Regions from separate parts of the Homo sapiens genome. Here region 1 is linked to region 2. Evidence: chromatin contacts called from ENCODE Hi-C or POLR2A ChIA-PET data. All regions are on one chromosome and are shown on one strand. The core of a region is the stretch at or near the end of the contact, and the rest is flanking DNA. Distances in the headings are between cores, read along the strand shown. Region 1 overlaps SCUBE1 (signal peptide, CUB domain and EGF like domain containing 1). Region 2 holds the start of ARFGAP3 (ARF GTPase activating protein 3).

What was found. A loop is a pair of places that touch in the nucleus more often than their neighbours do. ChIA-PET counts read pairs that join two places held with the same protein, here RNA polymerase II (POLR2A). Pooled maps may share reads with other maps.
Region 1: a pooled map shows a loop between it and region 2 (5-fold over the local background). The contact joins the enhancer-like site here to the promoter of ARFGAP3 in region 2. A Hi-C loop is called at or near these places in 2 of 50 pooled maps. POLR2A ChIA-PET finds 5 or more read pairs at or near these places in 2 of 52 experiments (HEK293 and K562).

The regions. Positions count from the first base shown.
Region 1 is chr22:43,260,905-43,264,814 of GRCh38, forward strand. It overlaps SCUBE1 (signal peptide, CUB domain and EGF like domain containing 1), which reads right to left. Exons shown (of 22, transcript NM_173050.5): 5 at 1,816-1,941. It overlaps LOC124905129 (a long non-coding RNA gene), which reads left to right. Exons shown (of 2, transcript XR_007068120.1): 2 at 1-2,819. Among named protein-coding and RNA genes, the nearest start is that of SCUBE1-AS1, 13 kb to the right of the region's middle. RefSeq lists enhancers at 2,502-3,701, 2,908-3,187, 3,113-3,614, 3,208-3,257, 3,615-3,910. Within about 2 kb of position 2,532, at least 17 of the 41 ENCODE cell types and tissues checked have a DNase peak (open chromatin) inside an H3K27ac peak, as active enhancers do.
Region 2 is chr22:42,854,961-42,859,161 of GRCh38, forward strand. It overlaps ARFGAP3 (ARF GTPase activating protein 3), which reads right to left and starts at 2,313. Exons shown (of 16, transcript NM_014570.5): 1 at 2,154-2,313. The coding sequence starts at 2,222. RefSeq lists an enhancer at 1,472-2,316 and a silencer at 1,839-2,588.

The sequences.
Region 1 (3,910 bases), core at 1,282-3,781, 410 kb after region 2:
CTGAGCAAACTCCTCCTTGTAGTGCTTGTGTCAGATGTACTATGGGGTCAGGGAGCAAGCCGCCCACAGTCAGGCCACCTGCAGCCTCTCCCTGGCACTGGGCTCAAGGCCCAGTTGGAGCAGGCCCTCGGCCTGTCTTCTGCCTAAGAGAATGCACTGTCCTTCTGGCCAGGGCTATCCACAACCCTGCTGACGCCATGCATTTTTGACCTTGGCCTTTCTCGTGAGGAAACTCAGATCACACAACACGGGGGACTGGGAAAGCTGGAGTCAGCATTTCTGTTCTGAGGTGGCCGGGGGCAGAAGACTTCTCTGCAGCTAAAGGAATCCATCTGGTGTGGAGACGGGGCCTGGATGGAGCCCTGGGGCTGGAGGCTGGCACTTCCAATCGAGACTGCCCGTTTGGTCCTGCCCTGGGTGACAGTATACAGGCTTATCTTGGCCACCCCACAGGAAAGAGCCAGGAACACAGAGAAAGGTGGTCCGCCTCTTGGACCATACCTGGGACAGAAGGAAGCACCTTCACTTTGAAGAATGGATGAATCACATCTGGTACACGTGGGTCCCCAGGGCCTTGGTGACTATTCTAGGAGACCATGAGTTGGGAAAGGTATGGCAAGGCACCCACAGGAGAGCTGATGACAACTGAGAGGATCAGTGACTGTGGATGATGGACCAACAAGGGCCAGCTGTCCTCTCCACAGAAAGATGGGTGGAAGAACGGTCATTTTCTTTATGACAGCGGGGCAGCCTCAGTCTCTCATTTCCACAGCTAGGGTGAGGACCACCTTCTCTATTGGGAGTTGGAACTGGACACTTCTCCCTAGCATTTTTCTGCATTAGAATGTGGGCTTGATATGAGGCACTTGTCTCTTGCCAGAGATGGAAAGTGCTTCCAGCAGTCTTCTTTGGCTCTTTGTAAAAAGGGCAAATATGACATCGCTTTGGGTATCCCTGGTGCCCTCATCTCCCACGAGGAGAGGCCCACCCCACCATCTCCCCCACGTAGCTGTGGGGAGGATGCACTGGCTCCCAAGCTTCTGAGTTCAGCCATCGTTCTACTTGGTTTCCTGGCTCCTACTCCTACTGGGGAATGGGGTGACCCCATTAAGAGGCTGGACTACACGTGGGCCCCGTAGGCAGACCACCAAGCAGATCCTGAAATGGTGTCTTTGGCCAGAGGCCTCATTCAGCCCAGATCTCCCAGAATATCACCATCTGCAGTTAGCCTTGCAGGGGTCAAATTGTGAGTTCTGATCTTTACATTTTATTTTAGAGATGGGGTCTTGCTGTATTGTCCAAGCTGGACTCAAAGTCGGGCTAGAGTGATCCTCTGGCTTCTGCCTCCCAAGAAGCTGGGACTATAGGTGTGCAGAGTTCTGATCTTTGGTCCCGGAAAAAAGGTCAGCACAGCCCGGAATGGGACCACTTCAGAACCATACTCTTTTCCTTCTTTGTACTACTCATTACCAGGGGCTTCCCAGGCCCATCGAGAAACCTGGTCCTGTAGACCTCTGTGCCACGGCCCCACCATTCCTGCTGGACAGCTTAGGCTCAGGGGCTGCCATAAGATCCAGCCCAGCTCCTGGGGCTACACTGGTGGTGTCGTGCTTGGTGCGGAAAACCCCAAGGCTAGGGTTTACAACCCTTGTCCCTTATGCCCTATCAGGCCCCTTCCACAGGCCCTGCCCTTCTCTCCACCCCATGGGGCTGGGGACCCTCCCTGGCCAAAGTCCAGCAGACTGGACAGACCCTCCAGAAAGTAATGGCAGGAGACGCACGGGACGTTTGACCCATTTGTCTCCCTCTACCTACGTGTGCAGTCCTTCTGGTTTTGGGCAAGGTCAAAGCCGGGCCTGCAGTCGCAGGCCACCCCACCTTTGGGCGTCTCCCGGCAGATGTGGGCACAGCCATGGTCTTTGTTCATGCAGTTCATACCCTCTGGGAAGAGAGACAGACAAGAGACGGGTTGAAGACCAGGCAGAGAGGGAGAGAGAAAATTTCAGGCTGAAAGGGGATAGCCAATGATATGTAACAATCAAATGGGCTGTCATTGCATGTATCATGCACACACACGCACTTGCGCACACACACATATGCGTGTGTGCAGCAGCCATCTACATGGATATCCCTTAGGGAGAAAGCAAGGGCACGGTGCCTGGGTCTAGATTCAGGCTTTGCTCTGTGAGTTGCACTGTAAATGGCACCTCGTGACCCACGGAGACCAAGCTCTTGCTCTAGGTCAGATTGTGGGGCATGGTCTGTAGAACTACTTTTGTGTCAGGGTGATTTGCTCCCCTCTCCCGAGCCACCCATGGTTCTAGGGTACCCCCCACCCGCCCAGCAGACTGGATCTCCCCTCTCTGTCTGCCTGGAGTGGCTCATACCCCCTTCCGTTGACCTCAGTTGATGTTTATCTTCCTGGTGATTTGTGAGGCGTTTCTAGAATTTATGAGGTCAGGGGTCAAGTGAGAGGTTGTAGGTCACAAGTCCATCAAGAGGCCAAGGCAGATGAAAGGGAAGCGCCTCTGTCTGCCAACCCACCAGCTCTGTGACCTGCCTTCCACCTCCACCCACAGGAAGCTCAGGCAGGAGTGAAGCCGGCTCGGGGAGCGGCAGTGAAGGCTGCAGACGGCGAACACGCACAGGGCAACCTCCTTCCCCCGGGACACACCGGCCTCTTGTTCCAAGGGAGGACTGGCTCAATCCTGACCCCGTCCACTTTAAATACGGGTATGCAGCAACACAGAATAGATTTAAGAACACAAACACCCTGCTAGTTGTAATAAAGACAAAAACGTCTAAAGTTAAAAATCAAACAAACAAATGGAAATGAGGAAGCCTGCATTTTGCCCGGCACTGTAACTCCTGGTTTCACCTGATTTTGCGACTCATATTTCCTCACCTTGATTTTCTCACTAATCAATCAAATTGTTGGAATGACGCAGAGTCTAACTAAGCAACGAGTTAGCACGGAAAGCGCTTTCATGCTGCTGCCCTGCACAGAAGCTGCAAGTTCACACGGAAAGACCCTTTCCGCTGGCTCGATTCCAAAACAGCATCAGCGCCTGAGTCACACAGATAGTGGCGTGCGGTCAACGCTTAACAGCCGGCAGGGGTGGAGGCTGATTTGCAGTATTTACCAATTTACGTGGGATAAATACGCCAGCCACGGCTAATTTCAAGGTACCAGGGAGATGTCGCCAAGGGTAGAGCTGGGAACAAATGTGCACAGTTGGCTCTCACAAGCTGAGACAAGCCAGCCATAGCACGTCCCTTTCTTAGAAAGGTCGTTGTAAAGTCAGGCAGATGTAGGTGTGAATCTGGCTTCCTTCCTGGCTGTGGCCTGGGAGACAACTGCTTCCCTTTTCTGAGCCTAATCTTAGAAGGGGCAGGATCACCTCTGTCTCACAGAGGAGCTGTGCAAATTAAATCCAGTTACAGACAGGAAATGCCAGGCAATAAGAGACGAGGTCTGTCTGTGGGGGCACTGGCTCTTGAGGCCGGTGTCTCTCCTGCAGGTCTGGAGACAGCGTGGCTCCTCCCTGGGGCCTGGCTGGACCGGGTGGCCAGAGGCGGCTCTCGGTAGAGAAACCTTCCCAGGCTACTGAGACATATTCAGTCCCTCATCAGGTCCTCTGGGAGCCTCCTGCCCTGGTAAGGGTTTGGCCAGTGGGTGGTGGCCAGCAAGCCATCTCCCTGACCGTTACTGACAGCTGTTGTCGGCGGTGGGCTGAGTCCAGGGTCGCCCCCTTCATCCCTGTTCATTTGGCTTCCATGGCTCCCTGCTGTTCCAGCTTCTTCACAGCTGTACACACTCCACGGTTCGCCATCCCACAATGCCTGCTGGGCAGCCCCCGAGGGTGCTCCATCTCCCCTTGCTGCTCCTTCCTCCTGGGCCGGACACCCT
Region 2 (4,201 bases), core at 1,063-3,562:
TTTTTCACAGGTGTGTTCTTCATCATAAAAACAGCTGCCATTTATTGAAGACTATTATATGCAGTTCCTACTCTAAGTGTTTTTCTTGGATTATTCCATTTAATCTTCACAATAACCCTCTGAGTCAGGTCTAGTTCATGCCCCATTTTCAGAGGAGGAAAAAAGGGACAAAGTGGTCAAGTAACCTGTCCAAGGGTGACATACCTAGAAAGTAGCAGTTTGGACAATACAAGCCTGTCTCTCAAAAGCCTCTTGATATAAAGACATTGATTTCTAATTTAAAATTATCTTTGAATTAAATCAAAGAGAATACATGTTGATGTTTCTGAGATAAAGGTGACAAAAAAATATAGTTTACACATTGCTAACCGCAGATCCTAATCTTGACTAAGTTACACAGGACCCACTCTTTATAAACACATCAATCTAAATTTAAAAATCAAGGCTGGGCGCGGTGGCTCACGCCTGTAATCCCAGCACTTCAGGAGGCCGAGGCGGGTGGATCACTTGAGGCCAGGAGTTTGAGACCAGAGTGACTGACATGGTGAAACCTCGTCTCTACTAAAAATATAAAAATTACTTGAGTGTAGTGGTGGATGCCTGTAATCCTGGCGACTCAGGAGGCTGAGGCAGAATTGCTCAAACCCAGGAGGCAGAGGTTGCAGTGAGCTGAGATCGCACCACTGCACTCCAGCCTGGGCGACAGAGCAAGGCTCTGTCTCAAAAAAATTAAAATTAAAACGTTAAAAAAAAAAAAAAGAACATTAAGGCCAGCATGGTGGCTCATGCCTGTAATCCTAGCACTCTGGGAGGCCAAGGCAGGAGGAGGCAGGAGGACTGCTTGAGCCCAGGAATTTGACACCAGCACGGGCAACATAGCAAGACCCTGTCTCTACAAAAATTAATTAATTAATTAATTAATAATAACAATTAGCTGGGCGTGGTGGTACAGCCCTGTGGTGTCAGCCTCATCAGGAGGCTGGGAAGGAAGGATGGCTTGGGCTGGGTAGGTCAAGGCTGCAGTGAGCTAGGATCAAGGCACTACACTTCAGCCTGGGTGACGGGGTGAGACCCTGTCTCTAAAAAAATAAATAAATAAAAATGTGAAAATCAAGAGAACAGTAAAGAAACGGGCACTGGAGAATTCCTGGAGCCTTTCTCTTAACTTTCCCACATCCATCAGACATCACCTCCAATAAACTGTTTCCTTCCTCACCTAGGCTGGAAAAAATATGGGCTCCCCTGTACCATCAAGACTTAAAACCAACAGAAACACCTATTTTGTAACACTCGGGAACTTTCTATGCCAGCATATCGAGGTTCAATAACAGCTGTTCCCTTCGGGAAGTGACAGTGGGAACCAGACAACACTCGTGTCACAGGAGGGGCGGGGAGAGCCCACGCTGACGCGACAGCCCTTTGCACTCTCCAAGTCCCTCTCCGACCCGACGTGTCACCTTAGCCCCCTGCGTCACCCCAACGCCTCCAGCCAGCTGCGCAAAGCTGTAAAAGTTCCAGGGAGAGAACAGCCTCTGGAGACAAAAAAAAAAAGGAAACCTCCATCTCCAAAGAGAACCGAGGAGAGGGAGGAGGCTGTGGTGAGCCTCCCTGGCCAAAGCGACAAAAGCTGGAAGCCAAAGCGTAGACTACTCGGCAACTTTATCAGAAGAGAAACTGAGGCAGGCACCGCAAGGCCCGAGGAGCCAAGCCGGCTCCAACAGGCGGGGTCGAGCTCCAGGGTGGCGCTGGGGGAGCCGCGCTTTCCCCGCATCCGGCGCCAGCAGCCGGGGTTTCCGAGCCGGGAGCTCCCTCCTCGCAGCGCCCCCGAGGATGCCCCCGCCCCCGCCTCCGCTCAGAGCCGCCGGTGCTCGCCCCCCGCCCCAAGAGCTCGCCGGGGGGTGTGCCCGCGCCGCCGCCCCCGGGAACGCTCCCCGGCTCGCGTGAGGACCCCCGCGCTGCGGCCTCCCGCCCGGGCCTCTCAGCTGCCCGGCCCCGCCCGCCCCGGCCCGGCCAGGCTGCCGCGGCCCCACAGTGCGACGTGTCACAGGCCGCGCCGGCCCCGCCTCCCAAGCCACGGGCACTGGCGCCCGCGGGGCCTCCCGCCGGTTCCCGCAGGGATGCCAGGCAGGCCCGCACTCGCCCGCGGCCGCTACCTTGTTAGTGGGCACCGAGCGGAGGCGCTTGAAGATGGTCAAGATGTCCTGCTTGCTGGGGTCCCCCATCGTCAGCTGTGAGCCGCGGCGCAGCTGGCCCAGCCAACCGGTAAGAGTCGACGAAAAGCGGCTACCGCCTCAGCAGGAGCGACGAGGCCGCGGGGGCGGGGCTGCGCGTAACGGTCAGGCTCCGCCCCAATCCCCGCCCACGACCGGGCCCGTCCACCGCCGGGGCGCAGGCGCCGCTCGCTTTCCCTCCCCGCCCTCGCTTCAGCCGCGCCGCTGGCCCGACCCCAGGCGCTGCACGCGCGTGCGCAGGAGGCTCGCGCGCCATTTGCGGCGCGGCTCCACGCCCTTAGCGCTGGGCGAAGCCGGGCCCGGGTGTGGCTGCCTGCCACGCGCGCTGCCATAGGATCCACCAACGTTTCGCCTGGTCGATCGCCATTTCGCCTAACGGGCTGCTTCCATGGAAAGGTCAGAGGCAGGGGAAGGGGCGCACGCGCCCTCCTTCGGCACGAGACGGACGGAGGGCCCGTGCCTTGACGCCGGACCTTAGCTGGTGGCCTTCCCTTTTTTTTTTTTTTTTTTTGAGACGGAGCCTCGCTCTGTCCCCCAGGCTGGAGTGTAATGGCGCGATTGCGGCTCCTTGCAACCTCCCTGGTTCAAGCGATTCTCCTGCCTCAGCCTCCCGAGTAGGTGGGATTACAGGCGTACATCACCACGCCCGGCTAATTTTTGTATTTTTAGTAGAGACCAGGGTTTCACCATGTTGCCCAGGCTGGTCTCGAACTCCTGACTTCAGGTGATCCACCCACTTCGGCCTTCCAAATTGCTGGGATTACAGACGTGAGCCGCCGCGCCCGACTCTTTTTAATTCTTGCCCTCAGCTCACGCCAGGCCCTGGGTGGAAAGCTTTCTTTGCCCGGAAACTGGCTTTCTGAAACCAAGGGCTTTTGTGTCACGTTCATGGAGAGATGGCAGTGCGGGTTGAGGCAGAAGTGCTCAGTCAGAACTGATGAGTCCAGATGAGAAGCTTGACTTTTAACCCCGGCCCTCGGGGCTGCACCCTACCCTCTGGGAAACAATTCCAGCCAGAAGAGTTTACACTCAGCAGAAGGTGCCTCTGTCACCACAATGGGTGTGGAGCCACTGGAAAGAGGTTGGGTGATAGTGAGGAAGGACAGCAGGTTTTGGCATCAAAGGCACTACCTTGGCCTCAATCCCAGTTCAGCCAGCTGCTTCCTAGCTCTGTGGCCTTGGTCAAGACACTTACCTTCTCTAAAGCATGGTTTATTTGCAGTCTCAGGGGCTCATGCCTGTGATCCCAGCACTTTGGGAGGCTGAGGCGGGAGGATCACTTGAGCTCAGGAGTTCAAGACCAGACTGGATAATATGGTGAAACCCCGTCTCTATAAAAAAATGCAAAAATTAGCCGGGCATGCTGGCATGGGCCTGTAGTCCTAGCTACTTGGGAGGCTGAGGTGGGAGGATCGCTTTAGTCCAGGAGGTCGAGGCTGCAGTGAGCCAAGATCGCACCACTGCACTCCAGCATGGGCGACAGACCAAGACCCTGTCTCAAAAAGTAAAATAAAATAAACCATGGTTTATTCATCTGTACAAAGAAATTAAAGAATCAGTGCTGAGTAGCACAGGTGAGCAGCTTCCTAGGGATATCCTGAAGAGCCTTTGGTGGAGGCTTTCTACTGTTAGAAGTCAGGAAATGTACACTCCACCTATCTGCTTGGAGACCCTCGGTGGCAGTTGGGAGCTTGCAGACAATGTAACTTATAAACCCAAAGCTGCAACTTTTCCAAGAAAGGGAAATTGATTATCTTCCAGAAAAGTACATTACTTTTGCAGGTAGCTCTGATGGTTTAAAAGTTCTTCCTGTATTGAGTCGAAGTATAACACCTGTGCTTTGTGTCCACCGGGTACTAGTTTGGCCTTATGCAGAATACCGGGCATGTTTATGAGCAGTTTTATCCTTCCTGATGGGAATGGGAATGATGGTCCCATTTACTACTTGGAGCTGAAATCTTACTAAGTTA